Regions from separate parts of the Homo sapiens genome. Here region 2 is linked to region 1. A link is a contact called in ENCODE Hi-C or POLR2A ChIA-PET data. All regions are on one chromosome and are shown on one strand. The core of a region is the stretch at or near the end of the contact, and the rest is flanking DNA. Distances in the headings are between cores, read along the strand shown.

Evidence for each region. A loop is a pair of places that touch in the nucleus more often than their neighbours do. ChIA-PET counts read pairs that join two places held with the same protein, here RNA polymerase II (POLR2A). Pooled maps may share reads with other maps.
Region 2: POLR2A ChIA-PET joins it to region 1 with 15 read pairs in WTC11. The contact joins the promoter of VMA21 here to the promoter of GPR50 in region 1. A Hi-C loop is called at or near these places in 1 of 50 pooled maps. POLR2A ChIA-PET finds 5 or more read pairs at or near these places in 4 of 52 experiments (HEK293T, WTC11 and activated B cell).

What each region holds. Positions count from the first base shown.
Region 1 is chrX:151,174,274-151,178,608 of GRCh38, reverse strand. GPR50 (G protein-coupled receptor 50) reads right to left here and starts at 2,025. Exons shown (of 2, transcript NM_004224.3): 1 at 1,701-2,025. The coding sequence starts at 1,887. It overlaps GPR50-AS1 (GPR50 antisense RNA 1), which reads left to right and starts at 773. Exons shown (of 3, transcript NR_135300.1): 1 at 773-1,232; 2 at 1,734-1,814; 3 at 2,339-3,411. RefSeq lists enhancers at 2,392-3,360, 3,361-4,330.
Region 2 is chrX:151,395,786-151,400,167 of GRCh38, reverse strand. It overlaps VMA21 (vacuolar ATPase assembly factor VMA21), which reads right to left and starts at 2,962. Exons shown (of 3, transcript NM_001017980.4): 1 at 2,807-2,962. The coding sequence starts at 2,859. RefSeq lists enhancers at 2,412-2,471, 2,532-2,681 and a silencer at 2,962-3,121.

The DNA of each region.
Region 1 (4,335 bases), core at 776-3,275:
AGGTTCTTTCTATGGTTTTCCGGCAGAGTAATGAATTCAGGGAAATACAGCCGAAAAGAGAAGGGGCAAAGCCTTAAAAACAAAACCACAACAACCATAAAAGCCTTTATTTGAATTATAGAAGGAAGGAAGGAGAAGGAGAAAAAGAAAGAAAAGAAATCTAAAGGGAATAAAATGGGCTTCGCAGGTCGCCCCCAGGATTCCGTGGGTTTGCACCTCGGGACCGCACCGCGGGGGTGAAGGTGAAGACCTAGTGTATGGCCCCACGATTCCAGGAGACGAAGGAGAAATCGGAGACACCCACCAGACTTTGTAAGAAAACTTTTAATGACTGTGTGCCAGTCAGTGCGTTTTTAAACTTGTTCAGTGTTCGTGACTCCTTGCCCAAGCAAAGTAATCCCCCAGACCCCGGCCGCCACCTCTCCCCCACGCCCTGCCCGGGAGAATCCAGCTGGTCTCCCCACCCTCTCAGACCCCCTTCGGTCCCCACTCCTAGCCCCAGCCGATCGAGAATCTGGCGGTGGAAATTCCAGGCGCCGCCCCTCCCTCCCCCGGCCTGAACTCGGAGTTTGGGCGCCTTTGCCCCTTCCCCTCCCTTCCAGAGCCCTCTCCCGCCCAACCTGTAAGCCGGACTAGCTGCTCTGCAGTGTCTGCCGCCCCCACCCCCAGCACAGGTCGCAGCGCCCGGCATCCTCCCACGCTTCCCTCCTGCCCTGCTCGCCGCCGGCCCCCGGCCCCCGGCCTCCTCCCGCTCGGCAGTGGCTAGCAGCGGGGGAAGTCCCGCCTGCGGCTCCCAGACCCCAGCCCTTTGCAGCCTCTCTGAGTCCCCCATCGCCGCCTCTGAGCTCTCCCGTCGCCCTCCCGCCAATCCCTACTCGGTTTTGCTGCCTTCTATCCCTCCACCCCCAGCAACGCCCAGCTCCCAAGCCTCTTGGCCGGCCCGCCCTGCGACCCCCCAGTTCCCCGCTTACGGACCTTGGGATCTCCGCTGCCGCCGCCGTCGCTGCCACCGCCTGCTGTGCCCGACCCGCCGCTTGCCTCTCTCTGCCGTTCGCCCTGGGACGGGCGGACGGAGCTCGGCTCCGGCGGGCTCAGACCTCCCTGCTCGATTCTCGGGCGCGGGGGTCTGTGCTCCGCCGCCCGGGATCTGCCCGGGAGCCGTCCTGGAGCCCCAGGGCCGCGGCGAGCGGGCTCTTGGCCCGGCTAGGGAGAGGCCACTGCGTTGCGCTCTGGTAAGGGCCGCCGCGGCCGCCGCGAACTTAACTTTCACAGAGCAGGTCGCAGCCCCGCTGCTCCCTCCGCGTCAGTTCGGTCCGCGCTGCCTCAGCGCGGCCGCCCTTGCGGCGTCCGGCTCGGCTTGCTGTCCCCGGGCGAATCGCCTGACTCTCCCGCTCGGGTGCCGGCTCCCTCCGCATCAGGCCCCGACGGGACAGGGATCCTCGGGCTGCCGCGCACCACGGGAACGCTTTGTACTTGGATGCCCAAAGCTAATTCTCTGTGCTCTCTCGGCCTTGAGAACCTCCACGTTTAGAGGGCCGGGACAGAATACTACCACCCCCAGGCTTGCGGGGAATTTGGGAGCAGGGATGTTCAATATGAGGGCACTGTCCATAGATTCTCTATTCGGGGAGCTCAAAAACTAACGCCCTAGGGGTTGCAAGTCTCTGCACACTGGGTAGGGAGAAGAAGGGGTGGCTTACCAGAATTCCGGAGCTTCTTGTTCTTCGTCACAGCCAAAATGACCATGGAGTTGCCGATTAGGTCTACAACGATGGTGATAACCATCGCGCAGAACATAAAGATGATTAGAGCCGGTGGGTATTCTGGCTGGGGTAGCTTACAGCCAATACAGCCATAGGGGGTGGGAACCGCTAGGGTGGGCCCCATGTTGCTCCTGGGGATCGTTAAGATCTCCCAGCAGGCTCAGGATCAGCAGCCAGGTCCAGACAGCAAACACCTGTTCTGTCACCAGGAGCTCCAGGAAAGCGTGCCTCCCTCTCTGAGAGTCAGAGAGCAAATGACAGCATCCCGCCCCTCTCCGATGAGCTTTTAAAGCCTCAAGAGGCGGCTAGCCCCACCCCAAATCCCTCCCCCCGACCAATCAGACCTCCCTGAATACCCCCCCCTTGGCTACCCCCTCTTATTGGACAAATCCACATTGAGGTGTCATCTTGCTTCCGACTGCCTTGTATGTACTTCCTCTCTAGCCAGCCTGCCCTGCCTCTCAATCTCCCAGGTACCTTGCAAGCATCATGACTAGCTCGGAGTCCACCCCACACCCCCTCCACCAGCCCCTGTGCATTCGTTTCTAGCAAGTTCTTCTCCCTCTCTCCTCCAGTGCAAACACCTGGCAAAGAGATGTAGATTGCAGAGCCGGAGCACAGAGTCTTTCATAGGATCCAGTGCTAGACCAAGCCAGTCCACAGCCCCCAGCAGGGTATAGGGGATAGCCGGTGGCCCCTTGAACGCTAGATGCTTGCCTCTGCAAGTATCCTTGTGAGGTCCATCCCACGCCCCATGCCCTTGCCTGTCTAGAGCCTTCTGTGTCCCGCGGGGAACAGGGGACTACTGCTGGGAGCTCCCACCCCCAATCTGGGTCCCTAATCCCTAGGGAACTTAACCCCGCTCCCTTTCTCGCCAGGAGCCTCTTGGCTCCCTTAGCGGCAGCTGCGAGTAGCCGCTCAGTCCGGTCCAGGTCTTGCACTCTCCATAAAGAGATGTACCCTGCGCCCGACTCTGGAAGTGGGGAGCGGGTCTGCACCCTGGGACCTAGGGAAGGCATTGGTGGCCACTCGGTCCTCAGTTTGGGGGCGAACGGGAGCGGGAGCTCGTCTCCTTTCCAGCTGCCGGCAGCCAGGCGGCGGAAGCCAAGGGACGCTTTGGGAAAAAGTAAAACAGGCAATAAAGCTCTTCTCTTGGGTCCCCGCTTCTCAAGGAAACTCAGGACGAGAGGCTCTGACGCCTCTCCCTCTCGGGATGCTCGGCATTCTCTACTGAGCGGCACGGGGCAGTCAGGAAGGCTGAAGGAGCTGCGCCGCAGCCGCGGGAAAGGTGCGGAGGTGTCACGCGGCTAAACCAAGAAGCCTCTGGCTGACCGGCGATCCCTGCCTCAGTCAGGATTCCTCTCGGTCTTTCTCCTTTCCCATGCCCTTCTGGGGTTCTCGTTTCGACCCCATCCCTCTCAGGCCTCCCCCCTCGCCCTCCACACCGCGGATCTCTGTCCCCGTGCGTCACAGTTCCCCTGCGGTGCGCCCAGGATCTCGCTCCGCGGGGACCACGGAAAATTCGAATATTCGGGCAAAACTAAAGGGGCGTGATTCGGACACTCGTTCCCTCAATAACCTTGGTCACGGGAATGGATTTCTGCCGGCTACTAAAAGTTACGGCTCCTGTCGAGAAGCCTTTCAAAATCTCAGTAAACACCTTGAAACTTGTTCCAGACTAGTCTTCTTGCCACAGTAGGGGAGAGGGGTTGCACTGGCCGGGAGCGCCATCGTCTGGACACAGCAGCCCTCTTGCCCCGGGGTGGGTGGGGGGACGGACAAGGCGGGGTAGGTAGTAGGGGCCTGTTACGCGACGAACTTCAACATTCAGATACCTTTAACGAAAAAAACAGACACTGTTGAAAACCAAGATTGCACACACTGTCTCTAGCTATAAAGCCTAAACTGGAAATGTGTCTCCTTGTTTGAAAATGAAGCCCCCACCCCAATCCTGCGGCTTTCGCGTCTGTGAACTGAATCCGGCGCGAATTACAATCTCCCGCCTGGAGGCTTTTCACATTCATTATCTCACTGCCCCTCGCTGGCTGGAACTCCCGGCCGCGCGCGCTCGCATTTTTTTCCGTAAGTGCAGACAGTGAAGGGGCTCCGCTGTCCTCCCCACACAGCTGTGCGCCCTGTAAAGAGGCTGTCAGTCAAAAGCCCGTCCGCGCAGTGGAGTATTTTGTAGGATGCACATCAGGCTGTTCTTGCTGGTTCCCCGAGAGTTTGGATCCCTTCACTTGTGGGAAGGGGCGATTTTGAATTCAAATAAGTAAACAAAATACATTTGAAGGAAAAAACGAAACACACCTTCTAGTGACTTAAGACACTAGACTCCCCCTGCCCCAAACAAACCTGTAAGGAGAGCTTGCAAACCTTGCAGGCATTGCTACACTCCAGTGTACTGCACTTCTGAGATGAGGTGGCTAGAGCCCCCGGGAATTCCCCGCGGATGTGGCCTGAACATCCCTGGGATTGAGGAGCAGGCAGGAGAGCAAGGGTGAGCTGACTCCCTGGCCCCTACCCCTGCTTGGACACTACTTGACTGTGACCTGGTGGGACTTGGTTTTTC
Region 2 (4,382 bases), core at 1,713-4,212, 220 kb before region 1:
TCAAAGGACACAAAGCAGTAGATATATGGATTAACAAGTGAGATATCTAATGTACAAGAGGACTATAGGCAATAAAGTTGCATGGTATTAGGGACTTTTGTAAATAAGATTTTAGCTGCCTCTGGTCACACACACACAAAAGTATGTGAGATGACAGATATATTAATCTGCTTCACCATAGTAATCATTTTACTATATGTATGCCATAACATCATGTTATGAACCTCAAATATACACAATGAAATTTATTTAAAAAGAACCTGAACAAAAAACCCACAAAAACATTGAGTAAAATATATATTAAATATAACTAACCTCATGCCTATTTCTTGATCACATGCTCTGCACATGTGTGAGAAATTAAATGCTTACTGCTGTAAAAAAAAAAGTTCTAATATTTTCTTTTGGTACTTAAATGGATCATCTTTTAGCAGGCCTCATTTTGGTTATTACTGAGCTATACAACTCTCATTTAATATACATAAGCTCCCTTAAACTGTTTCCTACTAGTAAATTTTTAGAGAAATTTATTGTGTAATCCTCATGAAGAGTATGAGTGTCTGCAGTGGAGAATCTACAAAAAATACAAAGAGTCACTAATTGGCCAATTCTTTTGTGCACCCTAAAAAAAGCACTTGACTTTGGTGTTTCTATGGTGAGTAAAAAAGTATGTTTTAGGAATGCAACTTTCAGATTATCTAACTTGTTAAAGGAACAGAAAGGAAGTGTTAACTGATTGTTTTGTTCTTTACATGACCTCTCTTGAGTATCTATTATCTGGTCTGGCTTTTAAAAAGTTTATTATTGAAAAGATGATATAACACCATAAAAATGTTTTAAAGTAAACAAAATCACCTATAATCCCACCACCCAAATATAACCTTTCTACATATTAATTTCTAGCCCCCACACAATCTATACACAGCATACCTTAATAATTTATGGCTAATTCCTTCTCACTTCTCTCTTTACCTCAAACTTCAAAAATGTGACTACTTTTCTGTGTTGTGACCTCACTAATATGGGACTAAGCATTAAGTCAAAGTGTACATACAAACTTTTGAAAACTAGCAAACTTCCTCTACTGTTTATAGGACATTTTCTCCCTGGATTCCAGCCACAAGAGCTGTTGGTTTTGCTGATGCAAGCCACCTTGGGTAAAATCAGTGGCTTATCCAAGACAAAGCAACTGATGCTATTCAATTGATTTATCCTATGTATCTTTGGGTGTTACTGAGCAGAGATTTGTTAGAAGTGAGGAATGAGAAAGGCTGGAATTAAAGTTGTCCTCACACAAAGGAAAAAGTTCAGGATGAACCTTAATCTGCCTCCATTTATAACACCACCTAGTTTTCCCACTTCATACAAACTTCTGCAGCCAACATTGAGCAGACAGAGCCTACCACATTCCCTTTTGTAGCAAGTAAGACAACAGGAATTCTTTCTCCCACAGTCAAGATTTCACTGCAAATTCCATTAGGAAACCAGAATCAGTCTAGAAGGACTATGCTGTAAGTGTATCTAATAAAAATATGTTGGTATTCTCATAAATGAATAATTAAAAAAAAACCCACATTGAGGCTGGATAAAGAAAATGCGGTACATATACACCATGGAACACTATGCAGCCATAAAAAAGAATGAGATCATGTCCTTTGCAGCAACATGACTGGAGCTGGAAGCCATTATTCTAAGCAAATTAAGACAGGAAAAGAAAACCAAATACTGCACGTTCTCATAAGTGGGAACTAAACAACAAGAACAGATGGACACTAGGAGAGGAACAACAGACAGTGCGGTCTACTTGAGGGTGGAGGCTGGGAGGAGGGAGAGAATCAGAAAAAACGCCTATCGGGTACTATGCTTATTACCTGGGTGACAAAATTACCTGTACGCCAAGCCCCCGTGACATGCAGTTTACCTATATAACAAACCTGCGCATGTACTCATGAACCTAAAATAAAAGTTAAAAAAAAAAAAAAAAAACTCACAATGACCCTGTCGGAAAGAGAAGGCATCACAGAGCTCCAAAGATCGTGGGCTTTGGAGTCAGTGAGCTTGGTCAAACGTTAGCTTCAATTACATACTAACTTTGTCGCCTAATTCTGTAATCACTCACCCTCAGTTTCAAGTCACTTACCCTCAACTGCATCCTCTTCAAAATTGGGAAATCAAGCAGTTAGAGAAATTAAGAATTCTGACAATGTATGTAAAGCACGTGCACTGAGCCTGGCATACAGTAGGTCTTAACGAATGATAGCTAACTCCCTCACCACTCCCTTGCCTACTGGGGTGGGCCAGAACCACCTGCTCTCTCATACATTCCTTCAACTCAGTCACCAGCCTCTATCTTACTGATTCCCCAAGTGAAGCAATCTCACACCAGGGGACTATTCCCTTCTACTCCTTCATTCATACAGCAAACATTTATTAAGCCCCGACTATGCAGGCCCCCTAGGGAACACGGAGATGAAGGAGACTGCATTCCTGTCCTCAGAAGGCTGACCCTGCGGTAATGAAAGAGACTGCAATATAGACACAGCGAGAGAAAGTGCTAGGATAGGAGCATGAGCTGAAGGCCCACTGACCTATTCCCCATGACCCCGGATCCCTTGTTCCCGAGCGAAAGTTCGGGGCCGGGAGTTTAGACGTCTCAGGCTCCAACCTGCTTTCCCCGCCCCCTTCCCTGAGGCCAGGTCCCCGGGGTCCAGACCTCACGCCCACCCATTCAGCTAGGGCCTTCCCTCAAGCCCTGCTCCAGGCTGGGGCCAGTCCGCCTCGCGGTCCAGGCCCCGCTCAGGGCTACCTGAACTCAGGAGGCTGCAGTGCGTTCAGCGCCGCCTTATCCGGGCGCTCCATGGTGTAGCCGTGCCGGCACAGGCGCTCGGCGGCGGAGCTGGGCTCGGCGGCCGCGCTCAGTAAGCTCCGCGAGGGAACGGCCGAGGCGGTTCGCACCGGAAGTAGCGGTTCGCGCCGGAAGTGCCCGTTCGCGCCGGAAGTGCCCGTTCGCGCCGGGCGGCGGGCCACAGTACGCAGGCGCGGCGCGGCGCGGCGCGCCGCAGCGACGCAGGGCTGTTGCCGGCGCGGGGGCGGGCGCTCACATGACTTACCGGCGGTGGCTCCGCGGCGTGCGCCCTGCCAGGAGGGGCCTGTGCTCGAGGAGCAGGCCTGGCGAGTAGCCCAGCCACTCCACGTTGAGCCGGGACTTGCCGCGCAACATGGTCCTCCTGGGCGGGCGGCGGCTACGCCGCCCCCTGAACTCGCGTGAACACTGGTCCTCGTCTGCGTCTCGGTCGCTGAGCTGGGGGCCGCAAGGAGACCCGAGCATATGAGCCGCGAAGAGGGACTACCAGCCAGAGGGCTGTGGTGCTAGGCAACTGAGCGTATTCCGCCGACGACAACACAAAAAAGCAGTGCGCATTATTTCGCCACTACTTGAGCAAATAAATGCCTCATTAATTACTGCCCGCAGTGGTAGGAAGTCAAGCCCTTGGCAGCTGGGAGGAGTTAAAACACTCACCCGAGTCCGTAAAACTAGAGAATGTCAGAGTTCAAAGAGCTCTTGCTGAGAATGACTGTTCCAGACTCGATGCCAGTGACCCCCAACTTCCACTTAAAAGTTAAAAACATATTTTGCAGCTGCTCAGAAAGCCGCCAATGAGACAACAGGGACTCAAATAGTAAGAACAGATGGGCCTCCCGGGCCTGCGCAACCCGAGAGAGGTAAAAACGAAAGGGTGGGTAAGTCTGGAGTCAGGCTTGACAAAATTAAGTTGCCACTGGCTGCTAATAAGAGGACAGCCCTTAACATGGTCAGCGCCTGGAAAGGGCCGCTGACCACACAGCTATTTTCTGCACCACATGGATACAAAGACCACATCTGAAATCATGACTAAACCAGCAGCTTAGAGTGGTGGAAAGGGCAATGGACTGGGCAGCAGGAAGTCCAGGTTTTAGTTCAAACTGAATAATCCCCCTCTAGGGCTGACTGTGCTGGCTCACGCCTGTAATCTCAACACTTTGGGAAGCTGAGGCAGGAGGATTGCGTGAGGCCAGTAGTTCCAGAGCAGCTTGGGCAGCATAGCAAGACTCCGTCTCTAAAAAACAAACTGTAAAATATTTAATAAAAATAATAGTAATCTCTATCTGGGCCTCATCTAGACCTTTAGGTGAGTAAGAACCACCTAATGTAAGAACTTGGGGTACAAAGAGAATCTAGCTCTGGGGTAGGCAAACTGAGCCAGCCGACCTAATACATGGAGCCTACCACCTGTTTTTCTACAGCCCTGAGGTAAGAATGGTTTTTCCTTTTTAAATTGTTGAAAACGTCAAAAGAATAACATGACACGTGAAATTTATATGAAATTCAAATTTCAGCGTCT